Linked DNA regions of Homo sapiens: region 2 is linked to region 1. Evidence: chromatin loops called from intact Hi-C (ENCODE). Cell type or tissue: mammary epithelial cell. All regions are shown on one strand. Each heading gives the region's core, and the rest is flanking DNA. Links, peaks and the distances in the headings are about the cores only.

What was found. Hi-C counts contacts between places; a loop is a spot of excess contacts. Peaks named below come from ENCODE experiments on the same cell type or tissue, not always from the same donor. Only the 100,000 strongest peaks of a DNase experiment are listed, where the experiment ranks them.
Region 2: it touches region 1 in a loop (2.9-fold over the local background); 2 of 110 quality-filtered maps call a loop at or near these places.

What each region holds. Positions count from the first base shown.
Region 1 is chr2:234,557,978-234,573,543 of GRCh38, reverse strand. No RefSeq gene overlaps it. Among named protein-coding and RNA genes, the nearest start is that of ARL4C, 69 kb to the right of the region's middle. RefSeq lists an enhancer at 10,068-10,811. In mammary epithelial cell, for the core only: a CTCF peak has its summit at 8,684 (motif pointing left); no DNase peak of the experiment used is centred there.
Region 2 is chr2:234,736,028-234,751,593 of GRCh38, reverse strand. It overlaps the pseudogene HSPA8P10. Among named protein-coding and RNA genes, the nearest start is that of LINC01173, 61 kb to the right of the region's middle. In mammary epithelial cell, for the core only: a CTCF peak has its summit at 6,049; no DNase peak of the experiment used is centred there.

The DNA.
Region 1 (15,566 bases), core at 4,333-12,332:
TGGGTGGGGCTCCCAAAGGACCCCCTTTCCAATAAGCATCAGGCTGTGATGTCATCAAAAGGACTCCTATCTGATTCCAGGGAGGAGTGAGTCTACCTGTGCTGCCTTCTGCTGCTAGCCAGGGGTGATAAAATGCCAAGTCACCTTCTCTGTTGAGAGTGGGATGTAAAAGGTCCTATTGCTGGGCTGTTCCTCTACTTCTTGGGTCCCAATTCAACTTACCGCCTTCTTACCATCTCTCAGAGTTCTCCATTGGTTGTCCCTTGAGTTATGTTCAGAATTTATAGTTGTGCTTAGCAAGGATGAAAGAAAGGAATTATGTTATGCCATCTTGTTTGGACAGAAGTTCTCAACATGTCTTTTTTTCTCAACTCAGAAAAATAGAGAATATCATCTTAATTGCCTAAGGCAAGTCCATAATTTTCCTATGACTGCAACTTGGTCTCCCACATAAGAGGGGAGGAGGAAAGACCTCTGAAACACTTTTAGTGCAATAAACCTTAGCACAGAAGATTTGTAGAGGAGAGGATAAAGTTTGAACTTGCCAGACCTCCAGAAGAGAGAGAGGTATTGAATGCTGGCTCTGAAAATATTACGAAAACACGTTGCTGATAAGATGGAGCTAAGTTTATTCCTATCAGAGTCAGAGAAAGCACCTGCTAGCAGAGCCTCCTAGCATTTCAGAGTGGTGAGGGCAAAGTAGAATGTTTATGAGAGTGTGGAATATTATTGGCATGTGGTTTAAGGAGCGTCTCTTGCCATGCAGGGGAAATAATTTTGGTTCTCAGTGGGAAAGGGACCGTATATGGAGTTTGGGAACCTCTGGGTTCCTAACCCATCCAGATTCTTTATCTCAGAACAAGCTTGGGGTCTGGGAGGAAGCTGTGCATGTGACCCTAGACAGACTCTGAACAGACATCATTTCTGTGCCCCCACCCAGGGAATGGCCAGAAAGTTTAGAAGGCCCAACTGGCACCGCTTTCTGGGAGAGGATCTTTCCCAGGTCAGTCGTTCATCCACCCTCAGTGCATCCCCTCATGGTTGGTGCGGGAAATGGGGGTATATAAGCTGGGGCTTGGGAGACTCCAGCATCCTGCTGTGAGGAGGCACTAGGCCTGCCAGCACCCCCTCAGCTCATAGCGGAGGAGAGCGGGCACCCCTGGCAACCATGCAACCATCCCCAGCAGCCACGTGGGGCATGTGTCTTTGATGGGAGTATATCACTGAGTATAAACTATATTCCCATTGTTATAATAAGTTCCTGTCATTTGTGGAGCCTGCCAAGCTGTGTTTCCACTTCCTCCAACCCTCGTCTTCAGCTCCACCTTTCTCTCTACCCCTACTCAACTTCCTCAAATCAGTTCCTCTTTAGGGCATGCAGACTAAAACTCAGGTTTACATTTGAGATAACTTTGGGTATGTATAGGGGAGGTTGACAGAGTGCAAAATTAAACACAAGATAACTGGAAAATATTCATACTGAGAAATTCAAAGCTCTTTCAAACTCATCTCCTTGATCCTCACTTTGAAGAAGGAAAGGAAGAGGTGAAGCGACTTTCCTAAAGGCACGGATGAGAGGGACAAAGTTGCTTTTTTCATGGGAGAATTCACTTTCCTTTATACCACTCTGTACACACCACTCCCCCATCCAACAATTACACAGACAGAGAAGAGGAACAAGAAGAGGCCCCAGTGAATGAAAAATAGTTCACTGATGTGTCATGACAAGGAAGGTGCAAAGCTCTAGCCTGGGCTCCTTACACATGTTGCATTCCATGTCATTTACATACACCCTGTGTTATGCTGCCTCTCTGCAGAATTAGAAGCCGTCAACATAGCTACGAACCCAGCAGATTATATTGGTGGCGGCTTTGCATACATTGCTGATGGGGGAGGAGTTCTAGGAAAGCATAAAGCATAGAGGCCTTTGCATAGCTTTTATTTGTAAGGCAAACATTCCTGCAGTACTTGCTATGAAGGCTCTAAATGGACAACATATTAAAGATCATGCATACGTGCTTACAGCAACAGGTTTCTGAGTGTTGGTGAAAATTTTACTATCTCAAGGCTCTTAAAGCTGCATCTCATCAGCCTACCCCTAACCCAGTGCTTGAATATACATCTCTGCCAAGTGGCCATTCAGTCTGTTCTTAAACACCTTCAGTTATAGTCAAATCATTTTCTCCCTAAAGATCTCATGCCTTTCCAGGATGGCCTTTTATTGGAAAGTGCTTCCTTCTCTAGAAGCAAAGCATGACTCCCTGTGTTGTTCCAGGGACAGGCTCACTGCAGCGCTCCTGGAAACTCTAACACAAGTCAAATCCCTTTCCCCTATGGCAGCCCTTCAAATAAATTTTCAAGACTATCATTCTGCAACAGTTTCCCATATAGCACAGACTTGATTTATCCATTCTTCAGAATGTCTTCCTCTGAATGCTCTTTGTCATGTCTGGACGTCTTACAGAGAGTACCGTCCATGGGAGGCAGAACACTACCTGTCCAGGGTAGCCTAGAGCAGGCACCCTCACTCTAGCCATGGGACTCACCTGCTTCTATGAGGTTCCTGTGGTTTTTTCTGGGTTCTCTGTTGGTAAGGACCTTCTTCCTTTCTAGACCCCCTTATCTTCTCCTCTCAAAGCCCTTATTAAAATGCTCTGTACTTGTTTGATTTGCTGTCTCTTTCCTTAGATTGTGAGCCCTTTGAGGAAAAGAACATCAATCTAGCCTATTGGAATGACTCCTCTTGGTTTCAGAGGGAAATGGTGTAAAAGTTTGCATTCAGTCAACGTGTATGTGTAGGCAGTTGCTTGGCAGAATGGTTATTTGAACTATTCGCCAGTGGCTCGAGATTTTATCTCTGGTAAATGAGGGACTTCATCATCAACTGCATGGAATTTTCTCTGGAACAATGAGCTTTCCACCCAAGCGGTCCTGGGCAAATCCCATCACCCTCTCCTTTTTCGTAAGCTTCTGAATTGCTCATTAAAGGGCACTGTCTGGGTTTTAATAGTATTTGGCCCATCACTAGCGCTAACACTAGATATCCATTGGTTTTGTCTGCCCGACATCGCTTCTCCTTTCTTTTGGTAGAGGAAAGTGTCTTCCCGTGGGGAACCCATTTCCTGTGGTTTGGGTGGGCTGGCTGTCATCCCATCCTGTTACAATGGTGGGACAAACCCCAGGCCTGACAATCAGAGCACCCCATTGCTCTGGCTGGAGTGATTGGCTTAGGGACAGGCATCCCACTCATGCTTGACTAGTGACATTCTTCCCCAAGACCTTCCCAGCAGATCTGTAGAGATAAGTGCTTTCTTTCTGCCTCTCAGGGTCAGACCTCTAAACTAATAGGACATGAGTCTGGGGCCTCCGGAAGCCACATGAAGACACTGGCAGAGAAATGGAGAGAGAAACAGAAATGTTATGATTTATTTTTAGGCCATGACCAGACTTTTTGATCACATAAACCGATAAATTGTCTTTTTGTGTCTCAGCTGATTTAAGTTAGTTCCTGTGACCAGAAACTGAGAAAGTTTCTCAATAGTGCAGCAAATGGAACCGTGGAACCACTGAAGAGGAGCAGCAGAAACTTCACAGCTCTTGGGTGGCAGCAGACTCAGATTTACTGAAGCAAGAAAGGGAAGACAGCAGCAGGAGGCTTGACAGCTAGCTAAATAGTTAGCCATGGAAAGAGCAGAAGAAGGAAGCTCAAGAAATCTCAGCAACAAACACTCATGGACTTTTTTCTAAAAATGGAAATTTAAAACTTTCTCGACCATGACCCACAAGAAATACATTTTACACGTTGCATCCAGGACATAGCAATATGCCTGTGAGCCACTTTGTGGTTGAAGGTTTCCATGTTGAGCTAGTTTCAGGAACATTGCCTCCTGTGTTCTCCTTTTGGAGATTCACCCATGGATTTACTGTATCAAAGTCTCTGAGAAATCTTATTCTAGCAATCCTGTTTCATGCACTATTTCTTAAATGTATTTGGTAGCAGTTAACTTGTTATTGCAAAAACAAAAATTATTGACTCCCTATTTTGTGCTAAATACTGGGCTCTGCACTGGTGAAACAGAAGAAAGCCATACACAGCCTGCCCTCACAACGCCTCCAGTCTCAGAGAATACTTAGTAATCCCTCATGATCTACACCTTGGAAAACACTGATTTAGTTTACTCCAATCCCCACTCCTGCATGCAGAATCTGGCCACTCTAGGCTTCGGTCTAGTTCAGCATATACTGCCTCTAGGCACAGATGACTGTGGACAGTTGAACAGGGTATGGGGGGAAGCATCATTGACACGATTGTCTATGTAAATGGCTCCTTTAGGGTTGTGCAGTGCCCAACACGCGCCATTGTCCTCAGTGTCTCTGCTTAGGGCTGATTTCTGGGTTATGCATTACTACTCAAGGCACAGACCCCACGTAACCCCACCTTGGTGGCAAGGTTTCCATCCTGAGTCACTCTTTCTTGTTCCAACTTTTTCCTTTGAATATGTTCAGACCTACAGAGAAGTTTAAAAATAATATAATGGGCTGAGGTAGGCGGATCATGAGGTCAGGAGATCGAGACCAGCCTGGCTAACATGGTGAAACCTCACCTCTACTAAAAATACAAAAAATTAGCCAGGCGTGGTGGCCCGTGCCTGTAGTCCTAGCTACTCAGGAGGCTGAAGCAGGAGAATCGCTTGAACCCGGGAGGCGGAGGTTGCAGTGAGCTGAGATCGCACCACTGCACTCCAGCCGGGGTGACAGAGTGAGACTCTGTTCAAAATAATAATAAGAAGAATAATAAAATGAACATTGCATCTTAGATTCACCAATTGTTAACATTTTGCCACATATGCATTTGACATTTGTGTGCATACACACATATGTGTGCACAGAGACAAAATATATTTATTGATGAATCATTTGAAAGTAAGTTGCAGACATTGTGATCTTTATCCCTAAGTATGCACCAGTCTCCAGTGAATAAGCGCCATCCACATGACCCCAGTACAATGATCCCACGTAAGGAGACTAACAAGAATCCCATGAAATCATCTGAAAGCCACTCCATGTTCAAGTCCCCATTGTCCCAAAAATATTTTACAGTGTTTTTTTAAATCAAGCATTGTATTTGGCTGCTATTCATCTCTATTTTAGAAAATCAAGAATAGCCACCTCATCTTTTGCTTTTCATACTGTTGACCTATTTAGAGGGTCCAGACCAGCTGTCATGAAGACGGCCTTCCTCTAGATTTGTCTGATTGTTTTCTCTTGATCAGATTCAAATACCCTGGCTGGCAACACTCCATTGGTGACACTGCTGTCTTCACAGGGCCCCACCCAGAGGCATGTATGCTGGGTGGCTGCATTCCATCACTCGACGAAGGAGCTGCTACAGAGCGTCTCCATCGGAAGCACATCCTCCCTCTGAAATCAGTGGGTAATGGTGGGATGATACCGTAAGAATGAGGACATTCCCTGTCAAGAGGCTGAATCCCTCATTCTCCTCCTTATATGGGTTTCTCAGGCCTCATTCTTGAACTTTCCCACATTGTCCTCACTTTTCCCTGTCCCAATAAGGGCATCTTATGTCTGGGTGTCATTTTCATCAGAATGCAAAGGTAAACAAGTGAGAAGCGTCTTTGTGTGGCTGGAGCTTAAAGGCTGCAGGTGGACCCCGATATTTGGTGGCCAAGATCACACACTGTGCTGAGGGTCCCGTGGAACCCTCGCCCCAGGATGCACACAGAGAGGCATGTAGCACACACTTGGGAAGCTGAAGAAGGGTTTTTGGAGGAAGTGGTGTCGAAGCTGACATTAGAAGGATGAGCAGCGATCCGGGGGCAATAGGAGAGAGAATGGGGTGGTCAGCATCACATGGGTGGCCCAGATGTGAAGAGAGCACACCCAACCCAAGGGCACAGGAAATCCAGTGTTGCTGGACATCAGGGGAGGAGAGGTGAAGGCCACTGCAAGGATTGGCAGGGGGTTGATAGCAGGGCTGATAGCAAGCGGTCTCATGAGCCACCAGCTGGAGTTTAAATTTGCTCACAAGATCCATGGGAGGAGCATTAAGTTTTATTAAACAGGACTGGTTGGGAGAGGGGCTGATGTGACATGATTGGCCCTTTTAAAGGAGCCCTGTGGCCGTATGGTGGTGGCTGGATTGCTGCAGGGGAACACGAATGGAGGCAGAGCTGCCATTTGGATGGATGTCTGTCACATTGATCCAGGGAAAAGACATTTGCATCCTGAACAATGACCATGCCAATGGGATGGAAAGACTGCATGGAATTCAGTGTGTTTTGGAGGAAGTCTTAATAGTGCTGGGTGCTTGATTGGATGAAGACAAAAACCTCAAGATTGATTATTTCCTTTTCACAATTTTTGTCTTGAATTAGGGTAAACTGTATCCAGGTGGGAAGAAGCACATTTGTCCCAGGGCAAAGGATTTTATGTGAGGTCTTCATAAGAACAGTACACCCTATGTTCGATGTGTTATTTCAGCAAGAACCCAATCTTATTACCAAACTAGGTGAACATCAACATGTTAAGAAACTTGACAGCACAAGAGGAATCTCTGTGCTGATGAAACAACTCTGTATCTTCATTGTGGTGGTGGGTGGGGGTATGAATCTACACATGTGCCCAAACCACACACACACACACACACACACACACACAAATAAGTGCTTGTGGAACTGGTGAATAAGGCCTGTGGATTGCACCAACACCAATTGCCTGATGTTGAAATTGTACTGCAATTCATATCGTGGAAATTGGACTGTAATCATATTGTGTTTGCATAGTACTGTGTCACACTGGGGGAGACAGGTGAAGGTTACATAGTACCTCTCTATACAATCTTTGCAACTTCCTCTGAATATCGAATTATTTTGAAATGAAAAGTTTGAAAAAATAAGAAACTTTGTGTTTAAAAAGAAAACAGACACAGCAAGATGTTGTGAAGTCTGCACCAAGGGTTCATGGGAGATGTTTTCACTCACCTTCAGTGTAGGAAGGAATATTACTGAACTGATGTCAGTCTGGTGCTAGCCATGCTTAAGCACTAAACCATCCAGCTCATCTCAACCTCAGATGTCTGGAATCCTCCACATTTTCACCCAGTGTCAGAGTTATTTAGGTCATTGTTCCCTGGTAACGCGGTTCCCTCCAGCAAGGTCATTGTTCTGTTCCCTGGTTAAGAAGGATCAAAGGGATAGACTGTCAATTTCCTCCGACTTCCCTATTCTCCTGTTTTGACTCCTTTCACTGTGAATAATGGAACAGAAACGGGACGGACATTTTTTAAAAGACGAAAACTACTAGCTAGGTTGCTATGCTGGGTGTTTGTGGAAGGCTGAGGGTACATGTTGTTGTTGATAGTGGTAGTGGTGAAGTTACACAGCAGTGGTCAAGTAAGCTAAGGCTAGGAAAAATAATTTGAACAAAAATAAAACTTTTTGGCTGGGCACAGTGGTTCATGCCTATAATCCCCAGCACTTTGGGAGTCCGAGGTGGGAGGATTGCTTGAGCCCAGGAGTTCAAAGACCAGCTTGGGCAACATCGTGAAACCCGGTCTCTACAAAAAAAATACAAAAAATTAGCCAGGCATGGTGGCAGGTACCTGTAGTCCCAGCTATTCAGGAGGCTCACTTGAGCCTGGGAGGTCGAGGCTGCAGTGAGCCCAGACTGTACCACTGCACTCCAGCCTGTGACAGAGTGAGACCCTGTCTCAAAAAAAAAAAAAAAAAAAAAAAAAAAAAAAAAAAAAAAAAAAAAAAAACACACACACGCACATAGAAAAAAAAAAAAACCCACAACTTTTTGTCACACCTAAAGCATAATGTTGGTAAAGCTATCTGGTTGGTCCACAGTTGATATACACAGAATACTCTTATTTTTTTCACTGGTCCATAGCAGTGGCACTTTTTACAGTACTTCTGCTCAATCAAAGAAGCATTGCAAGGATGGCAGACTCCTGGAGGGACTTGCCTCCCGATGGCAAAATTGGAGTGAGGATAGTTGTTCTTGCCTGGTCTAGGCCCTGGCTTGTACTCTCACTTGGAGCTGCCTGTTAATGAGCCAAGGCCATAGTCCTTCACTGCAGATACAGCAAAAGAGGTCTGCAGGCCCCATCTGTTTAGCCCTGGACTGAGTGGGAAGGTTCAGTTTGGGGTAGAGAAGCATAAAACCACAATTTTACATTGAATCCAAATGTCAGAGATTGACATGCAATAGTAGTCTTTTACTATTAATAGCCTTGTGAGCAAATGTGTAGGTGGGCAAGAGAGAGAAAGAGAGAAAGAAAAAAATAATCACTCTACCAATTCTTACCTTCCTAGATGCCCTTTCTTCAGTTACTAGACTGTTTAAATAAAATTGGGGAAATGAAAAAATCAGAAAACCAGGTTGTTGCTGCTGAAATCATTCCATTTACTTTCAGATTACTAGTTTGCAGAAAAACACTTTTATTCTTTGGTACCAATGTGTTTCATGTGTTTCTATAAATGTGTACAGCAGCAGGAAGCTGAAGGTTAATTTGAATCAGATGTGGCACTCTCTTGAATCTTATAGTTTATTGAAATGTTGTTTAAACTGTAAAGGTTTAGTCCACATTCTCCCCCAAATTATTTCCTTATCCTTCTACCCAAGCTTCTCTTTCTGCGTTTGGAACATCAGCAGAGCCCTCCTGTGGATAATTGAATGACTGTAATTTGCTGTTCTAAACCAGTGTTCCAAGGAAGGTAATTATGTCAGCTTTGTGTTCAGCTAGTTAGTGGATTCTGATCTTGGGAGCTGGAAACTTTAATCGAGTGTTTATTGCCATGTGCAAAATGAATGTGATTATAGACTAGATCTTGGCATTGCCAAAAGGAAAAAAACCACACATCCAATTCAGAGCACTTGAAGAACCAAAGACAACCCAGGGAGCAGCTTTGTTTTGCCATCGAGCGATCCACATGATGAGAAGAGCCCCATTAGGAAAATGCCCCCTCCAATGCCATGTGTCTTCCTGAAGCCAAAATCTAAATGGAAGCAGATTCTTCTGAATGAGACAAAGAACCTAGCTTTTGAAAAAATAAATAAATCCCAGCACTTTGGGAGGCCGAGGCGGGCAGATCACGAGGTCAGGAGTTTGAGACCAGCCTGACCAGCATGGTGAAACCCCGTCTCTACTAAAAATACAAAAATTAGCCAGGTGTGGTGGCTCATGCCTATAATCCCAGCTACTCAGGAGGCTGAGGCAGGAGGATCGCTTGAACCCGGGAGGCGGAGGTTGCAGTGAGCCAAGATCGTGCCATTGGACTCTAGCCAGGGCGACAGAGCAAGACTCCATCTCAAAAAAAAGAGAAAAAGAAAAAGAAAAAATAAACTTTTTTGTTGTGGCCTGGAACAAACATACATAAATGTGAATAATGTCAAGTCCACCACCCAGATCAAAATCAAGAACTTTTAAACTCTCATCTACATTCTCCTCTCGTTTCTCATGTTACTACTGCTTGAGGTCTGCTCATTTCGCCATGTTGAGCAGATAATCAGAATTATAGTACTTGTATGCCTAGAAATATTTCTATATTGCCGTAACTCTTTTTTTTTTTTTTTTCTTGAGACAGAGTCTTGCTCTGTGGCCCAGCCTGGAGCAGTGGTGCGATCTCGGCTCACCGCGACCTCCATCTCCCAGGTTCAAGCGATTCTTGTGCCTCAGCCTCCTCAGTAGCTGGGATTACAGGCACAGGCCACCACGCCTGGCCAATTTTTTTTTTTGTATTTTTAGTACAGATGGTGTTTCGCCATATTGGCCAGGCTGATTTTAAACTCCTGACCTCAGTTGATCCACCCGCCTCGGCCTCCCATAGTGCTGGGATTACAGGTGTGAGCCGCCGCGCTTGGCCACCGTAACTCTTTTTTTTTATTTATTTATTTATTTTTTTTTTTATTGATCATTCTTGGGTGTTTCTCGCAGAAGGGGATTTGGCAGGGTCATAGGACAATAGTGGAGGGAAGGTCAGCAGATAAACAAGTGAACAAAGGTCTCTGGTTTTCCTAGGCAGAGGACCCTGCGGCCTTCCGCAGTGTTTGTGTCCCTGGGTACTTAAGATTAGGGAGTGGTGATGACTCTTAACGAGCATGCTGCCTTCAACCATCTGTTTAACAAAGCACATCTTGCACCGCCCTTAATCCATTTAACCCTGAGTGGACACAGCACATGTTTTCAGGGAGCATAGGGTTGGGGGTAAGGTTATAGATTAACAGCATCTCAAGGCAGAATAATTTCTCTTAGTACAGAGCAAAATGGAGTCTCTTATGTCTACTTCTATCCACACAGACCCGGCAACCATCCGATTTCTCAATTTTTTCCCCACCCTTCCCGCCTTTCTATTCCACAAAACCGCCATTGTCATCATGGCCCATCCCCAATGAGCCGCTGGGCACACCTCCCAGACGGGGTCGTGGCCGGGCAGAGGTGCTCCTCACTTCCCAGTAGGGGCGGCCGGGCAGAGGAGCCCCTCACCTCCCGGACGGGGCGGCTAGCCAGGCGGGGGGCTGACCTCCCCCCCGGCCGGACGGGGTGGCAGCCGGGCGGAGACGCTCCTCACTTCCCAGACGGGGTGGCTGCTGGACGGAGGGGCTCCTCACTTCTCAGACGGGGCGGTTGCCAGGCAGAGGGTTTCCTCACTTCTCAGACGGGGCGGCCGGGCAGAGACGCTCCTCACATCCCAGACAGGGCGGCGGGGCAGAGGTGCTCCCCACCTCTCAGACGATGGGCGGCCGGGCAGAGACGCTCCTCACTTCCTAGATGGGATGGCGGCGGGGAAGAGGCGCTCCTCGCTTCCTAGATGGGATGGCGGCCGGGCAGAGACGCTCCTCACTTTCCAGACTGGGCAGCCAGGCAGAGGGGCTCCTCATATCCCAGACGATGGGCGGCCAGGCAGAGACGCTCCTCACTTCCCAGACGGGGTGGCGGACCGGCAGAGGCTGCAATCTCGGCTCTTTGGGAGGCCAAGGCAGGCGGCTGGGAGGTGGAGGTTGTAGCGAGCCGAGATCACGCCACTGCACTCCAGCCTGGGCGCCATTGAGCACTGAGTGAACGAGACTCCGTCTGCAATCCCGGCACCTCGGGAGGCCGAGGCTGGTGCATCACTCGCGGTTAGGAGCTGGAGACCAGCCCGGCCAACACAGCGAAACCCCGTCTCCACCAAAAAAATACGAAAACCAGTCAGGCGTGGCGGCGCGCGCCTGCAATCGCAGGCACTCGGCAGGCTGAGGCAGGAGAATCAGGCAGGGAGGTTGCAGTGAGCCGAGATCGCAGCAGTACAGTCCAGCTTCGGCTCGGCATCAGGGGGAGACCATGGAAGGAGACCGTGGAGAGGGGAGAGGGGAGAGGGGAGAGGGGAGAGGGGAGAGGGGAGAGGGGCCACCGTAACTCTTAAAAGACGTTTGAGTTGAGCAGAGAATATTGCATTGTTAGATGTTTTCCCTCAACATTTTGCTCCATTGTTTTCTGGCCTCTTTTTTGCTGATGAAGATGCTCTCGAACAGATAGCCATTCCCTAGGCTAAAATGTGTTTTCTTTCTGGTAGTTTGAAATTGTATTTATCATCTCTGATCTGTAGTTTCACTCTGATACATCTAAATATGGAATTTTGTTTGTGTGTTTATCTTACTTGGCCCTCGACTTGTTCTTTTAGTCTGAGGAGCTCTTATTTTCCTTCCCTTCTGGAAATAATTAGCCATGACCCTACTGATTCTATTCTGTTTCATATGTACGGAGCTTTTCAGTATCTTCTCCACATCGCTTTACTTCTCTTTCATATTTCTCTCTCTCTTTATCTCTCTGTGCTGCATTTTGATTGATTTCTGCAATTCTGTCTTACAAAGTCGCTCATCAACTTTTTTCCAGCTTATTGTTTACCTCATTGCGGCGGGCTTTGATTTCAAAACTACCTTTTTTTTCCAGATTTTGAAATTGATCTTTATTGATCATTGATCAATGGATCCATATTGATCTTGATTCCTGAGTGCTATGTTTTTGTTTCATAACTCCCTGTTCTTATTTACAGTTGCTGTCACTTTTTTTAAAACTTTCTGAGGATTTTAAACACACACTATTAAAGTCCTTTTCAGTTTTCACTATTTTTCTATTTTTTTCCAGGTGTGTATTCTCCAATTTGTTAACTTCGTGTCTTTCTTCTGGGGCATCTGATTTTGGGAGATTCTTTATAACGCTCATTTATGGGCTCGTTTGGCATAGGAGCCGTATTTTCTCTCCTGCAGGCATCACCTTTTCCTGTTTGATAATTTCAGGTATCCTCAGTCAGATCTCCAAGAGACCAAGACTCAGAGGAAGAGCGTTATTAGCAGTTCAGGGTTCTCACCCCAAGAGTTCATGGCAGCTTCGATCCTGGAACTGGTAAGCAGTTCCAAATGCCAAGATCCCGATCCGCTGTTGTTTGTCTGCCTTTTCCTTCATCACAGACCCGCAGCTACATTCTGGCTGCCATCCCAGGGGGGCAGAGAATTTGAGTTTCTTTCACGAGTGAGAGAATATAACCATAGCCCTTGGTCTCATGAAGGGTGTCCAACCTTGCCCTGCAGCCTCCCTGGGGCCATTGGATCCCACCCGGTCAGAGCTGAAGTAACGGCCCCTGCATCTGCCCTTCCGGGCTCCCGTTGTGGGAGAGCTCCAGTCTCGGCCCTCCTCTCTGTGCTTCTATCCACTTAACGATTTACAGGTTTGTTTAACTCTGACTCCCCCATGTTGACTGGAATTTGGAGGTCTCTTTCCTTCCTCTCTCTCCCACCAGTGCCCCCTAAAGTCCTCTGGAGGCTCCTCTTCCTCGGACTTCTTGCCCACCGCCCTGGGCAATCTCACCGTTACCCCTGGCGTTGCTGTTCTCCCGTGTCCTATGACTCTCAACAGTCCAAGCTGTTCTGAGCTGCAGACACCATGCCATTGTCCAAGGGATGCCCCTAGGTGCCTCCCAGTGTACACACCCCAAACCCAGGCCCTTCATCGCTTCCCCATACAAGTGATGAAGGGCCTGGGTTTGGGGTGTATACATTGGGAAGCACGCAGGGACATCCCTCCAGTGCTTCCTCTTCCTCACTAAGCTCTGCATTTCACACTTCAGTGGATGTCCAGTATCCACAGCAGAAATGGGTCCCTCTGCCTTCTCATGTGATCAGCGGCCAATGTTTTCAGCTCTCCTAGAACTCGACTGGCTCCCTTCTCTCTCTCCACCATCACTGACTTAGTTCAGGCCCATGAATACCTCTTTCCCTGGACAACTGCAGCAGTCTTGGTCTAACCCTTGTGATCAAGGGTTAGACTATGCAGTCACTCGTTCACTCACTGCTGTTCATCCCCTTCTCCCATTCTGCAAACTGCTGCCACTCTGATCTTCCTAAAACATGGTCAAAGTTCTCAAAAATGTCCTCTTAGCCTCTACGATGAAAAATCAATCTTAGCATGGTCAATTGGTTCAGGCCCCCTGAATGGTTTGTGATTGCTTCAGAAACACTCCCACTTACCCTGGCCCCCTGGCCTTCACACACACGGTCCCTCTCCCAGGATTCTCTACACTATCACATGAGGGAAAACGTCTACTCTTTCTTCTAGGAGCTCCTGATCCATAAAGCCTTCCCTGAGTCTCTCAGTTCAAGGCACGGTACTTCCAGGTGCCTGCTGTGTCCTGTGTCTGCAGGAGGTGTTTGCCTTCCCTCTGATTCATGCACTCCTCAAGGGCAGGGCTCTGACTTCTCTGGAATTGCAGTGAGGTGAAACCGGAAGGTAATGCATCTCTTCCTCAACTTGTGCATTGGGTTGAGTAGCAGAAATGGTGACAAGGAAACAATGACTTGTGCTCCAGCATCCAGGGAATTTTCTTAGTGTCAATATTGCCGACATTTTTTGACATCTTTTGTGGACTCTTGCTATAGGCAATTATTGATATAGCATATCAATTTTCTTTTTGTTTTTGTTTTTTGAGACAGAGTCTCACTCTGTCACCCTGGGCTGGAGTGCAGTGGCGTGATCTCAGCTCACTGCAACCTTTACCTCCCGAGTTCAAGCGAGTCTCCTGCCTCAGTCTCCCGAGTAGCTGCGATTACAGGTGTCCACCACCATGCCCAGCTAATTTTTTGTATTTTTAGTAGAGATGGGGTTTTTCTATGTTGGCCAGGCTGGTCTCAACCTCCTGGCCTGGTTATTTGCCTGCCTTGGCCTCCCAAAGTGCTGGGATTACAGGCGTGAGCCACCAGGCCCGGCCTATCATATCGATTTTTATAAAAACCAGAGAAGCCTGATTCTCATTCCCTCTCCAACATGGCTATTGGTAAAATTCAAAATACCTGGGAGAGGTAATGATTAGATGGGGCAGAGAATGAATGGATACTCTATCATATCGGTTTTTATAAAAACCAGAGAAGCCTGATTCTCATTCCCTCTCCAACATGGCTATTGGTAAAATTCAAAACACCTGGGAGAGGTAATGATTAGATGGGGCAGAGAATGAATGGATACTTCACTCACGCCTCAGAACCCCTGTGAGGCAGGCATAAAATTCTCATGATGATTCTGGAGGAGGCCAAGGCTTGGAGAGGCACAATTCAGCAGTGGTTAGGAACCCAGCTCCTGGGGAATGCAAATTAAAGCCGCAGTCAGATACCGCTACATCACCGCTAGAATGGCTATACTTCAAAATACTAGCCATGTCAAGCACTGGCAGGAATGTGGAGAAATCAGAACACTCACACTCTGCTGGGAGGAATGTGAAAATGATACAAACAATTTGGAAACAGTTTGACAGTTTCTTAAAACCTTAAACATACACCTACCTTATGACCCAGCCATTCCTCTTTTAGGTATTTACCCAAAAGAAAATAAAGCAAATGTCTGTACAAAGGCTGATACACAACTGCTCATCACAGCTTTATTTGTAAAAGCCCCAAACTGGAAACCACCCAAATGTCAATCATCAGGGAAGGGAGAGACAGATTAGGGTTAGCCACACAATGGAACACAACTCAATGGTAAAAAGGAACAAATTACTGATGACATGCAGCAGGGATGGATCTTAAAATATTTACATGGAGCTAAAAAAGCTGTAAAAAAAAGAGTACATACTGTATGATCCCATTTATATAATATTCTAGAAAAAAGAAAACTATTCCATAGTGACAGGAGCAGATGAGTGTTGCCTGAGGACAGGTTGAGGTGGGTTGGGGACAAGGGGGAGAAATGGCAAAGGGGACCCTCCCGCAGGGATGACCTTGAAGGTGGCAATGGCTCCCCTGCCATGTACACATGTCAAAACTTACCAAACTGTGCGTTTCAAACACGCGCATTCCATTAATTGCCAATGATACCTCAATAAAGTTGTATAAAAAAGAAAAAGCTTTGGGAGGCCGAGGTGGGTGGATCGCCTGAGGTCAGGATATCGAGACCAACATGGAGAAACCCTGTCTCTACTAAAAATACAACAACTAGTCAGGCATGGTGGCACATGCCTGTAATCCCAGCTACTTGGGAGGCTGAGGCCGGAGAATCACTTGAACCAGGGAGGCAG
Region 2 (15,566 bases), core at 2,807-10,806, 180 kb before region 1:
GATGTTTTCTCATAATTTAATTCAGGTGGTGCATTTTTGGCAGGAATCTCACAGAACTGAGACTGTGTCTGTCTCAGTGTTTTCTATCAGGAGGAATGTGGATGTTGGCAGTGTGTGCCATTACTAGGCATACTAAGTTCTTTTATCACCCAGTCAAGATGATGTTGGTCAGGCTTCTCTGCTGTTCAATAAACTGATTAAGTGTGAGGAACTTATTTGTTAATAAGGAGTAAGTAGCATGTGGGGAGACACTTTGAGACTATACAAATATTCTAATTCCTTATCAGACTTGCCCCTCCAGAATTTTCATCTGCTGATAGTTTTTGCTTGAATTAGTAAGACTGTGTTGGTTGCTAAACTGTGATTTTTCTAATCCCATAATTTCTTTTAGCTTTAATAGTTGGCATTCTACTGTGAGGAAGAGCTTCTCCCTAACTTTTACTAATTAATTAGTAATTAATCATTACTGATTCAATTAATTTTACTCAACACTGTTTTTTTAAAATTTTATCTTAGTAACAGTTTATAAAACAGTATAACAGACTGATTAAAAACCTTAGCACCTTAAAAATCTTTGCATGCCCCAAAGATTTGGGAGAAGTAATAATATATCCAAATAACAAAATGAGAATAAAAGCAGTTATAATTTACTGAGCACTTACTAGGTGCCAGGCACTCTCCTGGTACATAGTCAGTGCTCAGTAAATTAGTAATTAATTAGCAATTAGTAATTAGTTAGCATTTAGTAATTAATTCAGATAATTGATTACTATTTTTCTCAGAGACTTATACTCCATTACTATCACTAACAATTTTTTGTTTGTTTTTGTTTTTTTTTTTGAGACAGGGTCTCACTCTGTCACCCAGACTGGAGTGCAGTGGCACGATCACAGCTCACTGCAGCCTTGACCTCCCAAGTGATCCTCCCATCTCTCAGCCTCCTGAGTAGCTGAGACTGCAGGTGTGCGCCACCATGCTTGGCTAATTTTTTGTATATTTTGTAGAGATAGGGTTTCACCGTGTTGCCCAGGCTGGTCTCAAAATCCTGGGCTCAAGTGATCTGCCTGTCTTGGCCTCTCAAAGTGTTGGGATTACAGGCGTGAGCCACTGTACCTGGCCTATTTTTAAAATTTTGATGTTCAAATTATCCCAGACTTGACCAGTGGAAGCTTCTTCAAACTGGCTCCTGTGTTCTTTTGACATACTCCCATCATTCTGTGAGAACATCCGTATTTCTTGGCACAATAAAATATTTCAGGCTTGTATTTTCTATGCCCTAGACCTAACGTTAACCATCTGTTTGGTCAATTAATTATTGAGGGAAGTATGTTAAAATCTCCCACTATAAAAGTGGATATTTTTGTTTCTTTTCTTTTTTTTGAGAAATAGGATCTCATTGTTGCCCAGGCTAGAGTGCGGTGGCGTGATCAGAGTTCACTGCAGCCTCGAACTCCTGGGCTCAGGTGATTCTTCCATCTTTGCCTCCCAAGTAGCAGGGACTACAGGTGCATGCCACCACACCTGGCCAATTTTGGTATTTTTTTTTTAAACAGAAATTGGTTCTCACTGTGTTACCCAGGCTGGTCTTGAACTCCTGGCCTGAAGCCATTCTCCTGCTTCAGCCCCAAAAGTGCAGGGATTACAGGCTATTTTTGTTTCTATTTGTAGTTCTGTCAAATTTTTGTTGTCTATATTTTTAAGCTTTGTTAATGGGTACATCTACTGGATGAACTGTACTTTTAGCATTATATGGCACACCTCTGCCAAATTCATGTGCTGAAACTTAATCAGCAATGTGATGGTAATAGGTGGGGCCTTTAAAGGTGATTAAGTCATGTGAGTGACCTTTATAAAAAAGGCTTCATGCGTTGTTCAGCTCTCTTTCCCCTTCTATCTCTTTTGTCATGCAAAGAGAGGATGTGGTGTTTGTCCACATTGGAGGATGCAGCGACAGGGCGTCACCTTGGAAGTAGAGAGCAGCCCTCAGGGGATGCTGAGCCTGTGGAAGTATGGATTTTTTTTTTTTTTTTTTTTTTTTTTAGATGGAGTCTCACTCTGTCGCTAGGCTGGAGTGCAGTGGCGTGATCTTGGCTCACCACTACCTCCACCTCCTGGGTTCAAGCGATTCTCCTGCCTCAGCCTCCTCAGTAGCTGGGACTACAGGCACATACTACCATGCCCGGCTAATTTTTGTATTTTTAGTAGAGACAGAGTTTCACCATGCCGGCCAGCCTGGTCTCGAACTCCTGACCTCGTGACTGCCTGCCTCAGCCTTCCAAAGTGCTGGGATTACAGGCATGACCCACCGCGCCCAGACAGAAGTCTTGATCTTGGACTTCCTGTTCTCCAGGACTGCAGGAAATACATTTCTGTTCTTGATAAATTACCCAGTCTCAGGTATTTTTGTTATAGCAGCACAAATGGACTAAGATACTCTTATCTCTAGTAATACTTTTCTAAGGTTGATTTATCTGTTATTAATTACATACCATAGTTTAATTTTTGTTTAACATTGTCCTGGTATATTTTTTTCAACCTTTTACTTTCAATATCTTTGTTGACATATAATTTGGTGTGCCTCTTGTAAGTAGAGGTAGGTGGATTTAAAAAAAATCTAGTCTGATCTAAAAATGTAATTTGATATTTTTAAACCTGTAGTATCACATTCCCTTCAAAAATTGTAGTTATTAATATATTTGGATTTATTTCTACCATATTTATTTGTACTTTCTATTATCCTCCCTTTTCTATGTTTCCCCCTCCTTTCTCCCTTTCTTTGGATTTATTATTGAGTAGTTTTCCTATTTCATTTCCCACCTCTGCTAGTTTGTTAGTTATATACCTTACTTCCCTTCACAAGGTATTGGGAAGACATGAATTCTTGGAGGACATTATTTTTTTTCCCAGGCTATTAGTGCATTTTCAATGATATTTTATTCAGGATTTGCTTGTTTGTTTCAGCAGGGGAATGGGGAGTCCCCGGATCATTCAGTCATACATCAGAAATAAATGTCTATATATCTTTCTTTATTTTTTGCCAAGATGGTAAGCACTGTGATGTCAAGGACTGTGTCAATTCCATTTAGCTCTCTGTTCTCAGTGCCTAGCACAAAATTCTGTGTCACTGGACATAATTCCACCACAGTCTGGACCTTCACCTCTCTGTATCTCTTGATGTCAGGGGGAAAACCTCTGGTTATATCCATCTTCTGGCTGACACACACATGCCTGTCCTTTGCTCCCTCCTCATGACTGGATTGTTGATGAGCCAAGGACCCAGCCTCCTACTATTGTGGGTGAAGTCAGGAGTTAAACTCTCTCTGTTGCTTAAGATCCTCTGATGAGAAGAAGCAGTTCTTGGGAAATCACTTTGTCCTCCATTTAAGGGACAGCTTCCTAACTGATATGGTTTGGCTGTGTCCTCACCCAAATCTCATCTTGAATTGTAGCCCCCATAATCCCCATGTGTCATGCGAGGGACCCCGTGGGGGTTTTTCCTATGCTGTTCTCGTGGTTCTTGTGATAGTGAGTAAGTGTCATGAGATCTGATGGTTTTATACAGGGCAGTTCCCCTGCACATGCTGTCTTGCCTGCTGCCATGTAAGACATGCCTGTGCTCCCCCTTCACTTTCTGCCATGATTGTGAGGCCTCCCCAGCCATGTGGAACTATGAGTCCATTAAATCTCTTTTTCTCTATAAATTACCCAGTCTTGAGTATTTCTTCATAGCAGTATGAAAATGGACTAATACACTGACTAATGAATCCGTTAGGTGACTCTATCCCAACCCTTGTTTAAATACCACATTTTCTGCCACCATTCGTAAACTATGGGTGTCCCTTGACTCCAGTTTTGCTGGCCACAATTACATGTAAGTTATCTCAGGAAACACAGTGTGCAAAGGAGCAATCACAGGAGGGAGCGAGGAAGAAAGTGAGAAAATTCAAGAGTATAGGCAAAAGAGAGCAAAGCAGAATGGCAAAAAAAAAAAAAAAAAAAAAAAAAATTGCAACCATATAGCAACAATTACTAAGGATTTAATATATACCAGGCTCTGTTCTAGAAAAAAGAGCCAGAGCAAGAAGCAGGTACCAATTCATAAAGAAGTCATAAACATCCCTGGAATAAATTGGAAATATGGCACAGTTAATTAATTCAGGTTTCCCTATGCAACTCTTCACACAGGTGAAGAAAAGAGTGTAGATAAGATGCTATTCCTGCAGAAGCAGATGTCACCTTCCTGAAGAAAACAAAACAAAACATGGAGAAATAGTTTCTCTTTGGCCTAGATCTGTCTCTGCTGAGAACTTTGCACAATAACAGGCTTGCCTTTAACTAGATTCCAACAAACAGAAATTTGTTGGAAGGGGGCTGATGTAGTCTCTGGAAATCCTGGAGCCAAAAAACAAATGGTGTCATCCTGTTTCATAGGAATGAGTCATTTATGTTATTTTTTTAAACTTAAAACATTTAAGATTCCTCTTAAAAGATGAGACCTGTTGTTGAGATGCTTGAAGAAGTAGTAGTTGGTTGGTGAGAGATCAGGTGAATATGGCAGATGAAGCAAAACTTCGTAGCACAATTCGTTCAACTTTTGAAGCCTTTGTTGTGTGGTGTGCGGTAGGGCATTGTTGTGAAGAATTGGCCATTTCTGTTGACCAATGCCAGCTGTAAGTGTTGCAGTTTTTGGTGCATCCATCAATTTGCTGAGCATACTTCTCAGATGTCATGATTTTGCCAGAATTCAGAAAGCTATAGTGGATCAGATCAGCAGCAGACCACCAGTGACCATGACCATTTTTTGGTGCAAGTTTGGTTTTGGGAAGTTCTTTGGAGCTTCTTCTTGGTCTAACCACTGAGCTGGTCATCACTGGTTGTCCTATAAAATCTACTTTTCGTCGCATGTCACAATCTGATCAAGAAATGGTTCGTTGTTGTTGCATAGAATAAGAGAAGATGACACTTCAAAACGATGTTTGTTTGTTTTTTTTCGCTCAGCTCGCGAGGCATCCACTTATTGAGCTTTTTAAACTTTCCAATTTGCTTCAAATGCCGAAGGACTACAGACAGGTCGATGTTGAATTCTTTGGCAACTTCTGGTGTAGTTGTAAGAGGATCAGCTTCGATAATTTCTCTCAATTGGTCATTGTCAACTTCTGATGGCCAGTCACTATGCTCCTGATCTTCAAGGCTCTTGTCTCCTTTGCATAACTCCTTGAAGCACCACTGCACTGTTCGTTCTTTAGCAGTTCCTGGGCCAAATGTGTTGTTGATGTTGTGAGTTGTCTCCACTGCTTTATGACCCATTTTGAACTCGAATAAGAAAATCGCTAGAATTTGCTTTTTGTCTAACAGCATTTCCATAGTCTAAAATAAACACAAAAATAAACAGCAAGTAATAAGTCATTAGCAAAAAGACATAAAGCAAGAAATGCCTATTAAAACAATGTATAACATAACCACATTTTTAAAAGATGTATTCCAATATCAAATGGCAAATTCCAACAATTCAAAAAACCACAATTACTTTTGCACTCACCTAACTCTTAAAAGACGAGACATAATTTTAAAAATTATAAAAGAAAATAGAAATGAGAACAAGAGCTATAAGAAAATTGGGATTTTTTTTGTGTGTGGCCAACATGAAAGGTAAAAAGAAAAGCATTTCTGAGGCTATTAGGAAGAAGACCCTTTAGCTACGTAAAATCATCTCTACTCTTAATAAGTGTGACTAATGCACTTCAGTTATGAGTGACGGGAAAACTGTCAGATGCAAAATAATTTTGAAGAGTTAAAATGTAATGTTATGTCTAGTGTGAAATAAATATCTAGTTTAGAATATAAAGAGATATAAATGTTTTATTTGTCAAAAATCAGTTTTTGTTTATTCTACTCAGCACACAGAGCTCCTGTTTTTTTTACACCACTTGCTGAACAACCAGACCCATCCTCCTGGAGCCTGGTGCTCTCCTGGGTGAGGACTAGCAATGATATCACATGGATCTGAGGTTGTTGGTCCTGGCACCATATATTGCTATGTGGGTATCTTCCAGCAGGGGGACATGGAAATCCAGGCAATGATCAGGAAAACAGGACCATCCCAAGCTTTGTGGTCCTCACCAGCACGAAACAATTGATTGGATGATCAGTGATAGTGCAATGAAACAAACTGTGGTTGAAGCTTACCAAGACCATTTCATCACTAAGGATCTGTTTGGATATTTGGGTGGGGCTTACATGATGGTGGTGGTGGTGGCGTGTGGCAGTAATCCCAGGTACAGTACACGTGAGGGAATGAAAGCTTCCATCCCAAGAAGGTGTCTTTTACGTTTCTGAAAAACATGGAGAAGATTGCAGAAGCTACCTCTGGGAGGATTGTTACTGTTTTGTCATCATGGGTCTGCTTATTTCATCTCTTAATTGGAAGCATGAACAGTCTCACTGTGCTCAGAATCATCAATGAGACAATGTTCACTGCATCTGTTCATGGCTTAGACAAGAAGGTTGATGTTAAAAGAGTTATATTGATCTTCGAAGGTGGAAGTGGCATTTTGATGTATCTATTCTCCCTTCTGAAGATGGTATCTTTTATGTCAAATCTTCATCTGAGCAAATCCACTTGAGTTAAAGAAGACTTTGACAACTGAATGGTCAATGATGTCATTGCCAAACTCAAGTGTGAAAAAACCAAAAGGGATTTCTGTTACCTCCACACTTACTGCAAGCATCTAACCATGAATATGATTGAGCCCTCCTGCCCCATAAAGCAACTGATTCTCCATATCCATCCTCAGCTTGAAGAACTGAATGGTCTCTTGTCCACTGGCCCCTGGTACCTGAGCCCTTCAAAACAGCAAACTCATCAAGTCACAGATTTATTTATTTATTTGTATATTGCATTTTATTTTATTTTTTTGAGATGGAGTCTTGCTCTGTCGCCCAGGCTGGAGTGCAGTGGCATGATCTTGTCTCACTGCAACCTCTGCCTCCCAGGTTCAAGCATTTCTCCTGTCTCAGCCTCCTGAGTAGCTGGGACTACAGGTGTATGCCAAGACTTCCAACTAATTTTTGTATTTTTAGTAGAGACGGGGTTTCACCATATTGGTCAGGCTGGTCTCGAACTCCTGACTTCAGGTGACCCACCTGCCTCGGCCTCCCAAAGTGCTGGGATTACAGGCATGATCCACCATGCCCAGGAGGTCACAGATTTATAACATCACCCTAGTGGGGCACTCTGTCATATGTCAAAGAATAAGAAACCTACGTGGGACTTCTCAATGATAGGATGAGACTGTCACTTAGATAAAGCTGTCTGGACCACAATTTAATCTGGCACAGATCTAGCAATGTTTAGGATTTTTTTTTTTTTTCTCAAGGATCTTTGGAATAGAAGTCTCTGTTGGAATTATTTCTGTTCTGATCTGCTGGGCCACTAAGCAGTGCAGACTTTATTGCTTCTCAGACAACCAGCATCATACACTTACTCAGATTTATGAAAATGAGACAGCAATCAATGACCAATGACAACCTGCCTGAGGGTCCACAGCATTCTTCAAGTTGATCTAAACTATGACTCTGAGGCCTATGGGAAGCCCCGTGTGTCAGCAGAGCAGAGCACAGGCAAAGAGAAGAAGTTTGTGATTGTTGAAGACAAAGGATGTCTTTGAGAAAGGAAGATACTGAGTTCATGGAGCAAGAAGATGAGAGGCACAGGCAGAAGAGGAGAAGCACAGAGGCAAGCTGGGTTTCAACCATTCACTGAACTCCTGTGCTCTCAATCAGAAGGCCACTGTGGAAGAGGAGAAACTTCAAGACAAGTACAATGCAATCATCAACTGGCTGGACAAGAGTCAGTCTACTGAGAACAGGAGTTTCTATAAAAAATAAACTAGAGAATGTCTTGCCAACCCACCATCCTAAGTCTGCCCTGAGGGCAGAAGCCACACCAAGAAGATGTCCTAGGAGTTCCTGAGGGGCTGAGCTCCCTGTGCTGGTTCTGCATCCACCACCAAGACCAGTAAATGCACGTTCTACCCAGCTGGTCAAACATAGGAAGAGAGACTTCAGACCCAAGTTCCTACAGTGGCAGTATCTTAGCTGTGATACAAATTCTTGAGCATTCCGATACTTGATTATGCATATAGAAAAATAAGTGAACACTTTCCTACAATTTACTTTCTCACAGACCTGTTCGAACAAACAGGTCTATAAAAAAGTAAAAAAAATGCAACTCATGTCCTAGAGAATAAATATCCACTTAAAATTGACATTAGAAAAGGAAGAGAATAAATCACTTTTCATCTCCTGAATAAGCATTAACAAAAACTCAAAGAGTGTTCATCAGCTTGAAGGTCCTTCCAGTTATTAACCTACCTGAAGTAGACACAAAACTTTCAGCCCTAGGAGCTAAAGCTAAGGACAAGTTATATAATTCTCATTGCTAGACACCATTTCTTCAGAAGGCTGACTTTTTTGGGGTGTTAAATTCAGAGAGGAATTTATCTTGTGGATCCTTCTGAAGGGAACATTAAGCAAATTAATGACTAATGTTTTGTGAAGTTTTATAGAAAGTTCAGAAATGATTTTCATGGAGATGGTTCTTAAAGGAATCTCTGAGAAAAATCTGAGGAATCTCGGACACAAGGAGGCTCCTGTCACTTTACTTCAAGTCCACAAATATTCCTTGAGGAGCTATGAGATGCCAGACACTATGACAGGTCCTAAGACACAGCACTATGTGACATACATGTTCAACTTTGTATGATGATGTCTCAGGATTTACATTAAATTAGCAAAACAATGACAAAGCTATTCACTGAGGAGAAAGTAAGCTAGACTTGGGTAGGAAATTCTCTAGGACATAATTTTCTTCTTGTTGATTTTAATTTTGTGCTTTGTTCTTTATATAATTGAAGATTCAACAATTTTTGGCATATGCATGGTGATTTCCATTGTGACTTTCTGTTGTTATTTTAAATGTTTATCAAAGTAATACGTGTCTATAGTTTAAAGGATCTAGTGGTCCTTGGTCCTAGGAGGCTTATGATGAAAACAATAATCCCTTGTTTCTCACTTCCTCATCCCCATTTCCACTCTCAAAAGGTAAATCAATTTCAGTTGTTTATTTTTTTCTGATATTTCATCTTTTCTCAATAACAAAGATGTGCTACTATGTGTTGATTTAGAATTGTTGGCATTATCTGAAGGCCACCCTCCACGAAATATCCAAAACATCCCCCAGCTTTCTCAGCACCAGTCTCCTCCTGCCTCCCTGCACCACAGCCTCTTAAAGTGTAATGTTATAATTGAGTCAGATTGGCATTCTACATTTATATATTCTTGGATATATTTTGGCAATATTTACATGAGTCATAACTGAAAAACACTGTCTTCCTGTGATATCATGTCCTTTCTTATGCAACTTTTTGTTTTTCCTGGAGTTCACAACTACCTACCTTTTTCTGTTGTCTTTGTACTTGTCACTATCTAATCCTCAAATTTGGCCAGAACCCCTTACATCCCTTACTGATCATCCCCCAGGTCCTTGTTTTTCTTGGCAGGTTCTTTCAGCTTCTGTCCTCTAGCTTTATTCTGCACTGCTTATTTTTCTTGTCTAACTGCTGCCCAGTTGTTAAGTTGGGATCTTCCTTCACCGTCATCCTGGGAATAAATTCTCCCTTCTCCTACATTGGACTCCTGCTTTCTAGAGCCCTTCTCATCTTTTGTGGCTTGCTCTTTTGTCTTGGAGGCAGACATTCCATACTAGTTTCCTAATAAAGAGCCCTGGGAATATTTTTTTCTTTAAAAAGGAGAACTTGTATGCCTGAAAATGTCTTTAATCTATCCTCAAATTTGTTTGGCTTGGAATAGAATTCTAGGTTAGAAATGAATCCCCTTAGACATTTGAAGGCTTTACTCCACTTTCCTTTCAGTTCTAGAGTTGGTGTTTTGAAATTGAATGCTGCTCCAGTTCCTAACTTCCTGTTTGTGGCCTGTATTTTCTCTCTGGGAAGTTTTAGAATCTTCTCTTCATTCCTGGGTTCTCAATTTCTCAGCAGTGGGCTTTGGTGTGGGTCTGTTTTCATGCATTTGTGCTGAGCAATTGCCATGCTCTTCAGTCTGAAAGCTCAGATCTGTTTGTCTTTGGAAAACTTTTACATCAGGTTTTTTTTGTTGTTGTTTTTTGTTTTTGTAATCTCCTCTCCTCCATTTTCTCTGCCTTTTCCCCAAGTGTTGAACTCCTATCAGACCTTAGGCTGAGCCTCTAGTTTTCTTATTCATTATCTCCTATTTTCCTTATCTTTGTTGCTATCTACTTTTCAGAAGATTCTACCAATTTTATATTAGTTCTTCTGTTGTTGTTGTTGTCGTTATTATTATATTGAGACAGAGTCTCACTCTGTCACCCAGGCTGGAGTGCAGTGGTGTGGTCTCTGCTCACTGCAACCTCCACCTCCAGGGTTTAAGTGATTCTCCTGCCTCAGCCTTCCAAGTAGCTGGGATTACAGGCATCTGCCACCACACCCAGCTAATTTTTGTGTTTTTAGTAGAGATGGGGTTTCACCATGTTGGTCAGGCTGGTCTAGAACTCCTGACCTCAGGTGATCCATCTGCCTCAGCCTTCCAAAGTGCTGGGATTATAGGTCTGTTATTATTTTTAAAAAATTCTGCTACCATTTTCTTAATGTTTCAAAGAGCTCTTCTTTATTCTCTGAATATTCCCATTTCTTTTGTTTTGTTTTTTTAGTATCATTCTAATATTATAGATACAGTATATTCTTTGTTTCTCTGATGTATAACATGTGTTCATGTATTCCATTCTATTCTTTCTATTATTTATATTTCTTCCAAGTCTTCTTTTCTTTTGGGTTATGTCGATGAAAACTATGAAATTCTATAAAATATTTGAAGAGATTTATTCTCAGCTAAATATGAGGGCCATGGCCCATGACACAGCTTTCAGAGGTCCTGAGAACATGTGCCCAAGGTGGTTGGGTTACAGCTTGGTTTTATGTGTTTTAGGGAGAGATGAGATATCAAATCTTTTTTTTTAATTTTTATTTTTTTATGTATTTTTATTATACTCAAGTTCTGTGATACATGTGCAGAACGTGCAGGTTTGTTACATAGGTATACATGTGCCATGGTGGTTTGCTGCACCCATCAACCTGTCATCTACATTAGGTATTTCTCCTGATGCTATCCCTCCCCTTGCCGCCACTCCCTGACAGACCCCAGTGTGTGATGTTCCCCTCCCTGGCCAATATGTTCTCATTGTTCAACTCCCACTTATGAGTGAGAACATGCGGTGTTTGGATTTCTGTTCCTGTGTTAGTTTGCTAAGAATGATGGTTTCCAGCTTCATCCATGTCCCCGCAAAGGACATGAACTCATTCTTTTTTATGGCTGCATAGCATTCCATGGTGTATATGTGCCACATTTTCTTTATCCAGTCTATCCTTGATGGGCATTTGGGTTGGTTCCAAGTCTTTGCTATTGTGAATAGTGCTGCAATAAATATACATGTGCATATATCTTTATAGTTTAATGATTTATAATCCTTTGGGTATATACCCAGTAATGGGATTGCTGGGTCAAATGGTATATCTAGTTTTAGATCCTTGAGGAATTGCCACACTGTCTTCCACAATGGTTGAACTAGAGGACACAAGCAAATGGAAAAACATTTCATGCTCATGATAGGAAGATTCAATATCATGAAAATGCTATTTCCATCAAGCTACCATTGACTTTCTTCACAGAATAGGAAAAACTACTTTAAATTTCAGATGGAACCAAAAAAGAGCCCATATGGTCAAGACAATCCTAAGCAAAAAGAACAAAGCTGGAGGCATGATGCTACCTAACTTCAAATTATACTACAAGGTTACAGTAACCAAAACAGCATAGTACTGGTACCAAAAGAGATATATAGACCAATAGAACAGAACAGAGGCCTCAGAAATAACATCACACATCTACAACCTCTGATCTTTGACAAACCTGACAAAAACAAGCAATGGGGAAAGAATTCCCTATTTAATAAAAGATATCACTTCTTAAGCTATTAGCTAAAGACCTGGAATCAATAGAAAGTGGTGTCTGAGTAAAGATAAGGGGTTGTGGAAATCAAGATTCTTACTATGTAGATGAAGTCTCATAGGTGACCACTCTTTGAGGCAATAGATGGCAAATGTTTTCCTACTCAGAAGGCAAATGTTTCCTATTCAGAACTTTAAAAGGTACCAGACTCTCTAGAAAAAAACAAGGGAAGGAGATTCTCTACAGAATGCAAATTTCCCCCACAAGAGACCACTTTCCAAAATATGCCAAATAAGCATATTTTATGGTAAAATACTTTGAATTTTTTCAGGACCTGCTATCTGTCATGTGATCCTATGCTGGAGCCAGGTTGGAATTGTGTATCTTATTGCTACAAATAATCTGCTTTGTTAGTCTTAAGATCTCTGTTTCAAAGTTAATGCTTGTCAGCTGTGCCTGAACTGCAAAGGGAGGAGGGTATAATGAGGTACGTCTAACCCTACTCCTTGTCATGGTCTGAACTTTTTTTTCAGGTTTCTTTGGAATCCCCTTGGCTGAGGGGGTCCATTCAGTCAATTGGGGGGCTTAGAATTTTATTTTTGGTTTACAGTTAGTTTTAGTCTTTCAGGCTCAAGGCTTTTCTTGGTTTGCCGTTCTATTTTAAGAAGTCACCAAGACATTGATTGGTAGTATTGTGTGCTCAGAGGGGGCTCACTGGCAGGCAGGACTCAGCCACTCTGCAGGAGATTCCACCAAATACCCACCTCTACAAGTCTCTTCCCTTGGTCTGGGACATACCCCAGAGGGTACTCCTCCTTTCCATGGTGGGGCCCTGCACACTGAGTGAGTATCAAATGGGTGAAATGTGAAGGGGTTCTCATGTTGCTTTCTTCTGTAGCTTTTAGGGCAGTTTCCGCCATTGTTCCCAGCTGTGTTCAGTTCAGAGGCTCTCCCATGTAAGGTCTTCAAGGAAGGGGAATGGCAGTTACCTGGCTAAGGGGAAAGGAGTTAGGGATGGAGCAGAATCAGACACCATTCCTTCCTAGAGAAATCTCTGTTCCCTTCCCACTTCCCAGCAGCCATGGGAGGCTTTTAGAAATAGAAACAGAAAAACAGACCAAAGAAGCCAAGTGGTCTTGGCCCCCTACCCCTCAAAATAGTGCCCACATCCTGCTTCCTATAGGTGTATATTTAATTAGTATGTTCCCTGTTCATTCATTCAACGAATATTCAGAAAATGCTCTTTAATGTGCCAGCCACTGTTCTGTCCACTGAGGATGCAACATTGTGCAAAACAGATGAAAATCCCTGCTCTTATAGAGTACCCATTCTTCAGAGGGGTGGGGGTGACCAAAAGCAAACAAATGAATATCTAAGAGGATGCGTGGTCTAGGGCTGTGCAGGGCAAGGGAAGGGGCTAGTGATGTTGGGGCATGCTGTTTCACCTCCAGCCTTAAGAAAGCCCTCTCTTGCAGGGGCCCCAGAAAAGTGAGGACCTGTAGCCAGAGGGCATGTTGGGAGAGGTGTTTCTTGGCCAAGAAAAGAGCAAGCAGAGAGGCCCTGGGGTGGATGCACATTCTACATAGCAAGGGCAGAGAGATACAGTCAGAGGAGAGCAGGATGCCATTCTCAGGGAGGTGATAGAAGGTGGGGGATAGATGGGACAAACACCATTTGTGTTTGAAAAGCTTAACTCTGGCCACTGTATGAGACAGCAGGAGCCCTGCAACACCACCCCCCTAATTAGGTGGGTGACCATGGGGGCTCTTGATCAGGTTCTGTTTACATATTTAAGGTGGTGCCAATAGGATTTCCAGATGAATTGGGTGCTAGGTGAGAGACAAAGGAGTATTGATGGCTCTGAGCATCAGGAAGAAGGGGGTCATCTTTTCTGATGTAGGAGTAACTTCTGGAGGGAGGTCCCCACCTGAATGTAAGACCTGTTTAGTTTAAAGTTTGAGTAGAAATGCAGAGAATATGTTCCTTGAGACCTTTGTCCACACTCAGGGACACCGTTCTGGGATCTGGGTAGTTTTGCTCAGCCTGCCTTTTGCCTTTCCTTATCTCTCCCGTCCACTCCTACCACCCTCCTTTTGGCTCCAGAGACCAGCACGGCTGGAAGAGAATAAAGGAAGAAAGTTTAGGTGTGTGTAGAGTTAGGAAACATAGAATAATAGTGGATAAACAGAAGTGGGACTATAGTCAATACTGTTTTATAACCTGCTTTAAAAACAAAAAACACTATATTGTGAGATTTTTCTCTTCATTATTAGTACTTTAGATTCCATTGGAAATTTTTTATGGCCACTTGGGAAAATCTTGTACGTTTTTGTGACTGATATTTCCCCTCTCTCCAACTCTAACCAGTGACTGTGTTTTGTGTTCTCTTGGTTCTCTTGGTGGGCTTGTGAACATAGGTGGTGCTCAGATTGGCCAAGAGAAGAGTACAGGGTGCCTGGGAGCTGGGCAGCTATTGTCTACCAGGTGGATGAGCACAGAATGAGAGGAAATTTGACCTAGGAGTTGGCAACAGAGCCCCAGAACTTGGTAATAGGCTGTGGGAGTGTTCTCAGGAAGTGATGATTGCTCCCAGGCTGTGTGGGGTTCCAATGCACCTGCTAGTGATAGGACAGGTCAAGTAACCTCAGATTAGCACCATAGGGCACCTCACTGAGGACAAAGACTGTATCTGTGTGTATACCTGTGTGTGCATGTGTGTGTGCATGTGTGTGCATGCACAAGGCCCACCCCCACACCTGAGATCATGTCACTTCTGGTTTAGGCCAGGAGAACTCCTTTTCAGAGTTCAGGGAAATCCCAAGGGCAGACTGTCCCATTCCCCCAGACTCTCATCCACACTCAGGGACATGGTTCTGGGTTCTGGACGGTTTCACTCAGCTTGCTGTTTGCTTTTGTTATCTCTCCCCTCCACTCCTACCACCTTCTCTTTGGCTCCAGAAACCATCATGGGCTGAAGGGAAGCTGGACTCTAGTCCACGGAAGAGAATAAAAGAAAATATATATATAGGTTCTTAATTATGGGGAGACAAGTGTGCCTTGGGGCTCCTGTCTTCAGAGCAAAGCAGAGGGTCCACTTGCAGGATGTCAGCCCAGGCAAATGGTGAGCCTGGTGGATAGCTTGATGGCAGATTCTTTGTGCCTCCTAAAATGGGAATTGATCAGGGCAGGGTGGCTGCCTTGACTGGCAGGGCTGGGCCTGGAGTAGGGGAAGGGGGCAGGGAGACTGGGACATAATATCCTCACTCTGTCCCTGCAAGCCGTGGCCACAACAGGATAGGTCAGCTGGCAGAGGGCATGTTAGGAAAATGGAAAGTTGTTTTCAGAAAATGAGCCAGAGAAGAACAGATGCCTGTGTTTTGCTGTTGCCATCACTATGTCTTCTCTGCATAACATATTCCCAAAAGATGTTTAAAAGGCCTCAAGAAATAATGTTTCATCAACATCTCTTGATGGCAGGTGGGAGGTAAGGAGGCGGCAAGACAGCTTGTTCTGTAGAGAAGTTT